4 separate regions of the Homo sapiens genome follow, and all the other regions are linked to region 1. A link is a contact called in ENCODE Hi-C or POLR2A ChIA-PET data. All regions are on one chromosome and are shown on one strand. Each heading gives the region's core, a stretch centred on a gene start or an enhancer-like site at or near the end of the contact. The rest is flanking DNA. Distances are from core to core; before and after follow the strand shown. Region 1 overlaps SRPK2 (SRSF protein kinase 2). Region 2 holds the start of LHFPL3-AS2 (LHFPL3 antisense RNA 2). Region 3 overlaps ATXN7L1 (ataxin 7 like 1). Region 4 overlaps LOC101927902 (a long non-coding RNA gene).

What was found. Hi-C counts contacts between places; a loop is a spot of excess contacts on that map. ChIA-PET counts read pairs that join two places held with the same protein, here RNA polymerase II (POLR2A). Pooled maps may share reads with other maps.
Region 2: a loop to region 1 is called in a map of Ramos, with 2.0 times the contacts of the local background. The contact joins the promoter of LHFPL3-AS2 here to the enhancer-like site in region 1. A Hi-C loop is called at or near these places in 2 of 168 maps with a recorded cell type or tissue (A673 and Ramos), 1 of 37 single-sample maps with no recorded cell type and 5 of 50 pooled maps. POLR2A ChIA-PET finds 5 or more read pairs at or near these places in 4 of 52 experiments (OCI-LY7, activated B cell, activated CD4-positive, alpha-beta T cell and 1 more).
Region 3: a pooled map shows a loop between it and region 1 (2.1-fold over the local background). The contact joins two enhancer-like sites. A Hi-C loop is called at or near these places in 3 of 50 pooled maps. POLR2A ChIA-PET finds 5 or more read pairs at or near these places in 3 of 52 experiments (AG04450 and activated T-cell).
Region 4: a loop to region 1 is called in a map of natural killer cell, with 3 times the contacts of the local background. The contact joins two enhancer-like sites. A Hi-C loop is called at or near these places in 3 of 168 maps with a recorded cell type or tissue (A673, naive thymus-derived CD4-positive, alpha-beta T cell and natural killer cell), 15 of 37 single-sample maps with no recorded cell type and 13 of 50 pooled maps. POLR2A ChIA-PET finds 5 or more read pairs at or near these places in 11 of 52 experiments (B cell, CD8-positive, alpha-beta memory T cell, OCI-LY7 and 7 more).

The regions. Positions count from the first base shown.
Region 1 is chr7:105,350,928-105,353,634 of GRCh38, forward strand. All of the region lies in intron 2 of SRPK2 (SRSF protein kinase 2), which reads right to left. Among named protein-coding and RNA genes, the nearest start is that of SRPK2, 37 kb to the right of the region's middle. RefSeq lists an enhancer at 1,427-1,506. Within about 2 kb of position 1,349, at least 27 of the 41 ENCODE cell types and tissues checked have a DNase peak (open chromatin) inside an H3K27ac peak, as active enhancers do; they include A673, B cell and natural killer cell, where a contact is called at or near this core.
Region 2 is chr7:104,925,302-104,928,001 of GRCh38, forward strand. LHFPL3-AS2 (LHFPL3 antisense RNA 2) reads right to left here and starts at 1,344. Exons shown (of 4, transcript NR_027374.1): 1 at 1,152-1,344.
Region 3 is chr7:105,848,211-105,850,910 of GRCh38, forward strand. All of the region lies in intron 2 of ATXN7L1 (ataxin 7 like 1), which reads right to left. Among named protein-coding and RNA genes, the nearest start is that of ATXN7L1, 27 kb to the right of the region's middle. Within about 2 kb of position 1,346, at least 7 of the 41 ENCODE cell types and tissues checked have a DNase peak (open chromatin) inside an H3K27ac peak, as active enhancers do.
Region 4 is chr7:104,943,823-104,946,522 of GRCh38, forward strand. The region is part of intron 1 of LOC101927902 (a long non-coding RNA gene); the gene reads left to right. Among named protein-coding and RNA genes, the nearest start is that of LHFPL3-AS2, 19 kb to the left of the region's middle. RefSeq lists enhancers at 77-136, 777-826, 1,137-1,446, 1,240-1,534, 1,767-1,836. Within about 2 kb of position 1,354, at least 37 of the 41 ENCODE cell types and tissues checked have a DNase peak (open chromatin) inside an H3K27ac peak, as active enhancers do; they include A673, B cell and natural killer cell, where a contact is called at or near this core.

The sequences.
Region 1 (2,707 bases), core at 99-2,598:
AAAGTTTACAGAGCCTATCTTACGCGCTTTATCTATTTGCTACCACCCTGTGATATGATTTGAATGTTTATCCCATCTGAAACTCACGTTAAAACTTAATCCCCAATGTGGGTATTATGAGGCAGGTCTTTAAGAGGTGACTGTGTCATGACGGTTCTGCCCTCATGAATGGAACCTATTCATGGATTAATGAGTTAACGAATTTTAACGGATTATCCTGGGAGTGCGACTGGTGGCTTTATAAGAGGAAGAGACCTGAGCTAGCACACTCAGCCCCCTAACCATGTGATACTCTAGGCCACCTTGGGACTCTGCAGAGTCCCCACCAGCAAGAAGGTCCTCATTAGATGCACCCCTTGACCTTGGCCTTCCCAGCATGCAGAACTGAAAGAAATAAATTCCTTTTCTTTATAAATTACCCAGTCTTAACCAGGCCCACCCCTGGTTAAGGATGGGCAACAGGCTCACCCCTGTAATCCCAGCACTCTGGGAGGCTGAGGAGGGCGAATCACCTGAGGTCAGGAGTTTGAGACCACCCTAGGTGACAGAGTTACACTCCGTCTCAAAAATAATAATAATAATAATAAATCACCGGCCGGGCGCAGTAGCTCACACCTGTAATCCCAGCACTTTGGGTGGCCGAGGCAGGAGGATCACCTGAGGTCAGGAGTTTAAGACCAGCCTTGCCAAAATGGTGAAACCCCATCTCCACTAAAAATACAAAAAATTAGCTGGGTGTGGTGGCCGGCACCTATAATCCCAGCTACTCGGGAGGCTGAGGCAGCAAAATCGCTTGAACCCGGGGGGCGGAGGCTGCAGTGAGCCAAGATTGTGCCATTGCACTCCAGCCTGGGAGACAAGAACAAGACTCCATCTCAAAAAAAAAAAAAAAGAAGAAGAAGAAGAAGAAGAAATAAATAACCCAGTCTCAGAAATTCAGTTACTGCAACAGTAAACAGACTAAGACACCCTTATAATCCACTGTAAAGCAGGCTGTGCAGTTTGATGATCCCCAGTCTCAGAAATTCAGTTACTGCAACAGTAAACAGACTAAGACACCCTTATAATCCACTGTAAAGCAGGCTGTGCAGTTTGATGATCCTATTTTCCTAGAGAAAATAAGAGATTCAGGAAGGATGAATCATTCCCTCCCTATGGAGCAAGCAGCAGAGCTGGGTCTAGAATCCCCGTCTTTTAACTCTTCACCACTGTTTCTCCTCCTCAATATGCTTAGCTAGTGTGGTGGTTTCAAAAATATGTTCACAAATTACTTAATTTGCATCTCTTCAAAGGGCAGAACCTGAACTCTCCCTTGAGTGTGGGCTGTACCCAGTAACTCCCTTCTAACAAACGTGGCAGAAGTGGCAGTGTGAGGTCTTCTAAGGGTGTGTTATAAAAATGTAACCGCAGCTTCCTCCTTGCTCCCTCTTGATGAAGCCAGCTGACATGTTGTGAGAACATTCAAGAAGAGGTCCACAGAGCAACAGGCAAGGCCTCCTGCCAACAGCCTGGAAGCAGATCCTCCAGCCTCAGCCAAGCCTTCAAAATGACTGCAACCCTGAGCCAGAACCACCCCACTCAACTGCTTCCAAATTCTTAACCCACAGAAACTAAGATGATAAATGTTGCATTAAACCACTATGCTTCACAGTAACTTGTTATGTGGTAATAAATAGCTAATACAACTAGGGGCTGGGTGTGGTGGCTCACGCCAGTAATCCCAGCACTTTGGGAGGCCAAGGTGGGCAGATTACTTGAGGTCAGGGTATCGAGACCAGCCTGGCCAACATAGTGAAACCCAGTCTCTTACTAAAAATACAAAAATTAGCTGGCTGTGGTGGCGCACGCCTGTAATCCCAGCTACTCGGGAGGCTGAGGCAGGAGAATTGCTTGAACCCAGGAGATGGAGGTTGCATGAGCCAAGATTGCACCAGTGCACTCCAGCCTGGGTGACAGAGCGAGACTCTATCTCAAAAGAAAAAAAAAAAAGCTCTTGGCTAGTCATCAGAATTACATGATCCCTCCCTTAATTTCACACAGTAAATGCCAGTACCTCTATTGGTTAACATTCTATTCCACCTTGTGTCACTGCTAGTTGTTTACCTGCCTATCTCTGAGACTAAGTCATAAATCCCTTATTATCTAAGGTTCAATTTTCTCATCAGTAAAATGAAAGGGTTAGATTAAGTAATTGCTAAGGAACTCCCAACTCCAAAGTTCCATAAGGATGACTCTTAATTGAAAAAAGTAAGATAGCACAGTTGTAAGCTTCGACTTGGTAGTTTTAAATCTCAGCTCTACAACCTATCAGCTCTAAACAATGGGCCTGCTGCTGAACATTTCTGTGCCTCAGTTCCTCATCTGTAAAATGAGAATAATAGTGCTGTTAGAATTCTTCCAGGTAATGGTTTTGTTTTTTTGTGTTTTTTTTTGAAACAGTCTCCCTCTGTCACCCAGGCTGGAATGCAGTGGTGCAATCATGGCTCACTGCAGCCTTGACCTCCTGGGCTCAAGCAATCCTCCCATCTCAGCCTCCCAAGTAGCTGGGATTACAGGAGCGTGCCATCCAGCCCAGTTTGTTGTTGTTGTTGTTGTTGTTGTTGTTGTTGTTGTTGTTTGGTGGAGACAGGGTTTTGTCACGTTGCTCAGGCTGGTCTCAAACTCCTGAGCTCAAATGATCCGCCTTCTTTGGCCTCCCAAAGTGATG
Region 2 (2,700 bases), core at 94-2,593, 430 kb before region 1:
TTTACTAGCTTTGTGGATTGAGGTATAATCACTTACCTATCTGTGCCTCAATTTCCCCATCTGTAAAATTGGGCTAATAAGGTATGAGGTATGCCTCACAGAGTTGCTGTAAGGACCAAATGAAGTTTTATATATAGAAGTATGCACACACACACAGAGTGCCTGATATAGGAAAAGTACTCCATTTCTTTTTCTTTTTTTTTTTCTGAGATGGAGTCTTGCCCTGTCACCTAGAGCTGGAGTGCAATGGCTTGATCTCGGCTCACTGCAACCTCTGACTCCCGGGTTCAAGCAATTATCCAGCCTCAGCCTCCCGAGTAGCTGGGATTACAGGCCATCATGCCCAGCTAATTTTTGTATTTTTAGTAGAGACAGGGTTTCACCATGTTGGCCAGGCTGGTCTGAAACTCCTGACCTCGTGATCCCCTCACCTCGGCCTCCCAAAGTGCTGGGATTACAGGCGTGAGCCACCGTGCCCAGCCCATTTCTAATATACATAATACGTGTGGGTATTTGTTTACGTGGGGGTTATAGGCTATTGAGAAGAGAGGGATAAACTGGGTTGGAGTGTGGAATGTGCTGGGAGATACTGAGAAAGTACTTCTTGAATCAGCCTGAAGACCAAGCTGGCTTTAGATGGTCTGGGAGGAGAGAGGAATCCCAGAGAGATGGGAGAACCCAGCCTACTCTGATGTAGGGGACATAGCCTTAACATCTTCCTGCCACAAAGGCGCTGCCACCAATAACAATTCCACCTTGTTAAATAAGAAATAGGCCAGGTGCAGTGGCTCACGCCTGTAATCCCAGCACTTTTGGAGGCAGAGGTGGCCAGATCAGGAGTTCGAGAAGGCAGGAGTTCGAGACCAGCTGGGCCAAATAATCAAGGGTGCCTGTCTCTACAAAAAAAAATAGAAAAATTAGCTGGGCGTGGTAACCCACGCCTGTAATCCCAGCTACTCTGGACGCTGAGGCAGGAGAATCACTTGAACCCAGGAGGCGGAGGTTGTAGTGAGCCGAGATTGCACCACTGTACTCCAGCCTGGGCAACAGAGCTAAACTCTGTCTCAAGATAGATAGATAGATAGATAGATAGATAGATAGATAGATAGATAGATAGATAGATAATAGAACAAATAATAAGAATGGCTTACCTAATGTAGGGCTGAAGACTGTGTTTATTAGCTCATTTCATCCTCAAAACATGCCATGAGGTAGTAGTCCACTTTCATCCCCATTCTGCAGAGGAAGAAACTGAAGCTCAGAGAGCTTAAATAACTTGCCCAAGATCATGTAGCTAGTGAGCAGCAAAACGGGGCCTCAAACCTCAGCAGTTTTGCTCCAGACCCAGGGCTCTTAACTGCTGTAATAAATTTCCACTGGTTAATCAGTGATACATTTTTCACTCTACTTAACATTTTCCCACCACCTAGCCAAATCCCCAGCCAATTGAACGGAAATCTCTTAGGAAAGGTAAACTTATTTTAAATTAGCTAAAGTTAATACTAAACCAATAGAACTTTATCTGGATTAGTCACAGAGTAATGATTTTTAACCTTAGGGGTCAGGGTCTCCCTTCAAAAATCTGACAGTAAATAGGGCCTCTCTCCCTAGGAAGATATACATCGCCACTCCTAAAAACGTGTGCACAGAATTTCAGGGATTCCCTGATGCCCAGGGAGGAACCCTAAGTTATCACCTCTCGACCTCACACTTCCCAAAGCCAGATAAAGCTCCTCCATGTGTAAATAGTCTGGGGGTCACACTGGGGACCCAGACTCCCCCTCCCCAGCCCCCGCCCCATTAGCACAAATAATCAAGTGTGCTGGGGTGGGAAACTGTTCTGCCCACACACATACTCAAATTACAGACTTTCCCTTCAGCTGTGTGTGTTTTATTGAATGAGCACTTGAGTTCTTGGTGAGCCTGTCGTCTGGGGATGCCAAAGCTTTCCTACTGCTAAGGTAGAGCAGGAGCGGGCTGTGGGCGGGCCCTGCTGGAGAAAGCCTTCGCGACCAGCTGGTATTGCTGCTGAGAAGCCACTTCCAGCCTAACAGCCCAGAAAAAGCTAGAATTAACCTAACCCAGGTCCCATCCTGAAACAGCTCTGTCCCATGTGTTGGTGGAAGCCGAAAGCATAGTAAATAGTCTTTGAGTCTCTAGGGGTGGCAACTTGTGGGAAGGCAAATAATTGGCAGATAAAGGCTGGTTAGGAGAGCTCCTTGGTGTAGATTTCCTCCAGTATCACCTCCAGGCCCAAACGGTCCAATGCTGTCTTTAGTAGTTAACCTTTGTTCTCCCTGGTAGAAGAGGAGGCCAGGATATCTTTTGTCTCTGGAAATCTATGTCCTGCTTTTAGGCAAATAGAGGGAGGGCAGAGAGCTTTCTCCATCTCCTTCTTAATTGTCTTCAGCTCGACAATCCTTCATATTTACGGGAAGCATATTCTGGTCTCCTACATGTGCATGTGTAAATAAATGACACTTGGCAAATATTAGCCAGTCCTGAATTTAGGTGAGGGTGGGTGCATGGATAGGTATGTATTCTACCACATGTTTAAATATCTTCATAAGAAGTTAGAAAAAGAAGACATTGAGGGAAAGCTCAGAGGAACATGTACCCACATGTGCCAGAAAGGAAGCCGGCAAGCTACCCTGGCCACACCAGGGTGAACAGAATAAACTTGTTATGGGCTAAACTGTG
Region 3 (2,700 bases), core at 96-2,595, 500 kb after region 1:
ATCAAATATCTGACAATCTTTGGTGAGATATTGGCCAGAGTTGGGAAAACAGCCACTCTCATACACTCCTGATGGGAGTATTAATTGGAACAATATTTCTAGAGGGCAATTTAGCAATGAGTATCAAAAGCCTCAAAAACAGCACACTCTTAGACTCAGCATTCCACTTCTAAGAATTTATGCTTTAGAAATAATCATGAATGTGTGCAAAAATTTAGCTACAAGGATATTCATTTGATTGCAATATTATTTTTAATAATGAGAACCTGAAAACAACCAATATATCCAATGACAGGGAATTAGTTAAATAAATTATGAAATACATTTACAATGGAATACTTAATAACTAGGAAAGGTACTCACCATAATCAACATAATACAAAATTATCCCATTTTTGTAAGTTACAGGAAACAAACAAAAGGTCAGCACTGGTTAATTCCAGATGACAGGGGTATAGGCTAGCTTTTTTCTTCTTTTGTTGATGTGCATCTTCTACAGTGATCACATATCACTTTTGCATGAAGAAAAAGCATCATTAAATAAATCTACTCATGGAGGTCCAGGCCCTCCATGATTGCAGCTCCGTGCACCCAGCCTAGAGCATGCTGCTCCTCGGCCCAGTGACTATTCTTCTAGCCTCCAGTTCCCTCAGCCTGCCAGCCCAGAGTGTGTTCTCAGGGCTGGGTCACTGCTTTCTGCTCCTCTCTGGGCCCTCTCCCTGCACTGCATGGCTCTAGACTCAGGTCTGCCACTAGCTATCACCCCAGTGGATCACTTGGTCTCCTCACCTCCATTCCTCCACCTGCAAGTCCCATGACCTAAGGCTTATCCTCCACTCCTAACCCCACGACACAGCAGTCTGAAAATAAAACTGCTCCACTGAATTTGACCATTATTGCACCATTATCACCACCCTATTATTAGTCCATCAGAGGGGACAGGCCATCACCACTGGCCTGAGAGGAGATGGACAATCTCAACAGGGCTTGGAGGTGTGATTTCACTTCCCTGCCAAGGAGGTGGCAGAAGGCTGGTCACCACACCAGGGCGTCACTCCTTGACAACACCACAACTGCCCAGAGTCCGTCCCTACGTAGTGATATGCAGGTGGGGAGGGCTCTGGCAAGAAGTTAGTGTAACCAGATCCCTTCTGACAGACCTGAGATGCGCAGGAATTCTTAAGGGCAAGAGGGTCAAGCCTGGTTTTCTCCCTGAATCTCCACCCAAACACCAAAACACCAGGGCTGGGCCCCCGCTAGAAGATGTGCTGCTCATGGGTCATGCAGGCTGTACTGAAAGACAACAAGTCACAGGAAGCTGCCTCTCTTACAGGGTGGTGCCGTCCTGTGGTTTCCCACCCTCTTGGAGGTGTAGCCATTGTTTGCTTGGTTTCATGACACCTCTTCTCCTCCTGAAAGTGCTGTATGTTGATTTTCCTTCTAAGTGAAGTGAACACAAATGATTCACCAGGGGCCCTGAGGTCACTGGGGCTCCCTGAGGATGTTCAGGCCCCTGAATGACAATGGGTGCTCTGAAGTCTGGGCCACTTCCTTCCCTCCTGCTTCCCATCTGAACTTAGAGGCAGATTAAGCCCCAGCTGCTCTCAGCTCTTTAAACAGAGTTGCCCTGATGGGCTGGCAAGTTCACACATACCTGCACCTTCTGAGGCTACCACAAGAGCTTTCTGTGACTCTTCAAATTTCATGCTTTATCTTAAAAATTAATGCAAATTTTCCTTGATACTCTATTTTTGCCCTACTGTATTTTATTAATTCTAAGCTGCACTCACCCCCACTTCCATTGTAACATCTTTAAAATCAGGATGTCTTAGAATCCACAGTGGCTGTAGTTTAATTGGCAGTGCTTTTTCTCAGTGTTACATAAAATAACAATGTATTTTCTGATAAATGGCATCTTAGAGTTGATGAAATATAATGATAAAAAAATACTTTCCTGTAGAATTAGAGTTGAACTGACATTCTGAAAGATGTGCCACCACGTTTGCACACTCCTGGCTCCCTGCCTAGGGCCCTGGTTTAAGGACCATTTCCAGATGTCATTTCCTCATGCCTGTCATGCCCCATGGCATCGGGAATACAGCCTTCACCAGCACACTGTTCCCACAGGAGAGGACCATGAGGAAGCTCATCCTGAAGGACACCCCCTAGTCCTCTGTTCCAGGGGCTACTCAATGGCAACCAAAGGAAATGTTCACTGCGCATTTCCCATGGGCCATGCATTGAGCTAAATGCTGTGTGTTCACTTCCTTCAACTTTGCCAACAACCCTATGAGCTACCTGTGATATCCCATTAAGCAGATGGGAAAAATAAGGCTGTGAGAGGTTATAGGACTTTCCTCTGTGCTGAACCCAGATCTCTCTGACTTAAGAGGCCTAGCACTGATCCCTGTGCCTCCTGAAGAACGAGCACAGAGCGAGCATGGGCTTCTGCTGCAAGACACTGTGGTGTCTCCTTCTGCACAGAAGGGGTACCCATGCTCCATATGGCCTGCCTGTTTGGAAAGTGATCCTCACTTGCCTGCAAGAGAGTCCCTCTCAGGAGCTCCCGGTTTCCCATCTCCCCAGACTCTGCAAATGCCCTCAGTGGGGGCCCTGGTGTGTAGGCTGAGCTGGAGGACAAGATACAGACAGATCTCAGAGATAATGAAAGTCAATATCAAAAGGGGCAGAAAGCCATCT
Region 4 (2,700 bases), core at 104-2,603, 410 kb before region 1:
CCATTCTGGGAACAATGCCATCAAGGGCCACAGCCTCAGTCCCCCACCTAAGTGAGGAAGTGTCTGCTGGTTGCTGGTAGGAGCAGGTCCTGTGAGGGCAAGGGTCAGAAGGACAGAGGAGTCTTCTTATCCTGGCTGCTCGCCTTTTCCCTCTGGTCACCTCACCCTTTTGCATGTTCAAAATCTATGCTCATCTTATCTAGCCCATTCCTCTTGGCTAAAGCCAGCACACATCCTGTTCCTCTCAATGGGAGAACTATCCGGGCAATTGCATTTAAAGGTTTTCTTGCATTGGTTCGGAATTTGCCCTGGCTCTGCCCTTATTTCCTGATCCCAGTGTAGTTTCTTTATTCAGGTGTGCAAAAGAGTGAGCTATTTTGTTATGGAGGCAGAGAGAAACAACCTCAGGTTCCTCTAATAATGCCTTTAGAACTCTCTTCTGAATAACTGGGGCGTTAAATTCATCGACAAAATCCCTTTGGGAGATACACCATCTGGGGACCCCCTCAAAGGTAGATATCTGGGCTAATTTGACTGCTATTTTGCAGGAATGCAGGTGGGCAAAAGATAGTTTCCACTAGGTCAGAATGTTTTTTCCACTTTCTGTTCTTTGTTATTTTGCTCACTTCCGGTGTGAAAGCACTGAATTTCAGAATTAGATGAAACTTATAGTAAAGGCCTGCCACAAGGTCTTTGTCAACCCCATATCCTGGTGACCAAACTAGATTTCATGACGTCAATCATTTCAAAAACACAGGCTCTTCCAACGGCGTCAGCAAGCAGAAATCCTGTTCACAAACACTGTTCTAAATCAGTCTTTATTTTATTTTATTTTTTTTGAGACAGAGTCTCACTCTGTCGCCCAGGCTGGAGTGCAGTGGCACTATCTTGGCTCACGGCAACCTCCACCTCCCGGGTTCAAGGAGTTCTCCTGCCTCAGCCTCCCGAGTAGCTGGGATCACAGGTGCCTGCCACTACACCCAGCTAATTTTTTGTATTTTTAGTAGAGACGGAGTTTCACCATGTTGCCCAGGCTGGTCTCAAACTCCTGACCTCAGGCGATCCGCCCGCCTCGGCGTCCCAAAGTGTTGGGATTACAGGCATGAGCCACTGCGCCCAGCCAAATCAGTCTCTTAATACTGAGTCTGAATCTCTTGAGATTTTAGCCCCTCAGTGCTGACCTGATGGAGATGTGCCTTTTTTTTTTTTTTCCGGGGAAGTATTCACTTCAACTCCCACAACCCCCGAGGAATGACTAGTGGGTTTCTTTCCCCTCCCCTCGGGTGGCCTTGTGAGGAAGCCAGGAAGTACTGTGAGCGGCAGGGCCTGGGAGAGCCCCTGTGGCCGACAGGAGGAGATCAGCCTTCATCGCACTCTCAGAAACGGAAGTGTGGGCGTGTGTTATGTTGCTGCAGCAACCAAAGGCAACCGAGCAGCAAACCTCAGATGACTGAGCCCAGCCCATTCAACGAGGGGGAGTTTCAGGTGGCCTGTGTTCCCCAGGGACTGGGCCTAGCTCAATCGGGAAAAGTCAGCATCCAAAAGTCCTCAATGACGCAGAGGAAGCCAGGAGAAAACAGTCAATGGCTAGTCATCACTGATTCGTGGTCACAGGCGTTAGAACAGGAAGGATCTGCACAGATCAGCCTCTCCCACCCCTCACTTTCCTGATAAAGGAACTAAAGTCCGGAAAGTACTTGCTCAGAGTCCTACTGCCAGTGGGTGTGAAAGCCAGAACCACCACCCTCATTGCCTTCTGTATACATAGCTTTAACAGTTTGCAAACACTCTTATATGCTTTAATTTCATCTGATCCTGGACTGAGAGCAAATATTTGTATTTCAACCAAAAGGCCAAATGCTCAGTTTCCTCATCTGAGAGGATAATAAGAGTACTTTTCTAATGGAATTCTTTTTTTCTTTTAATTTTTGGTAGAGACAGGGTCTCACTATGTTGCCCAGGATGGTCTTGAACTCCTGGCCTCAAGAGATCCTCCCAACTGCACCTCTCAAGTGCTAGGATTACAGGCATGAGCCATTGCTCCCTGTCCTCTAATGGAATTTTTGTTAGGATTAAATGAGTTAATAGTTTGGAGATTTGAGAGACTATAATAGAGGAAACCTCTCTTCCCTTCCCAAGTTCTGAGTAATTAAGAGCTGGGCAAGGAGAAATAAAAACAAATGGGATTGGCCAGGAGCAGTGGCTCTCTCCTGTAATCCCAGCACTTTAGGAGGCCAAGGCAAGCAGATCACTTGAGGTCAGGAATTCAAGACCAGCCTGGCCAACATGGAGAAACCCTGTCTCTACTGAAAATACAAAAATTATCTGGGTGTGGTAGTACACACCTGTAATCCCAGCTACTCGGAAGGCTGAGGCAGTAGAATCACTTGAACCCAGGAAGTGGAGGTTGCAGTGAGCCGAGATCACCCCACTGCATTCCAGCCTGGGTGACAGAACGAGACTTCATCTCAAAAAAAAAAAAAAAAAAAAAGCAAATGGGATCAAAACATCAACTTTATCACTGATACATTTTATATAGGAGTCCATGGTTTACATTTGTGGGTAAGTGAATGCCAGAATTAGGCAGGGTACCCACGCAGGCTGGGGCATGCCCCCCAGTTGGAAACTGTCCCTGTAAACAGTGGAGCCTGGGAGAGCAGAGCCCAAAGCATGCTCTGGAGGAGGATGGCTGCCAAGAGG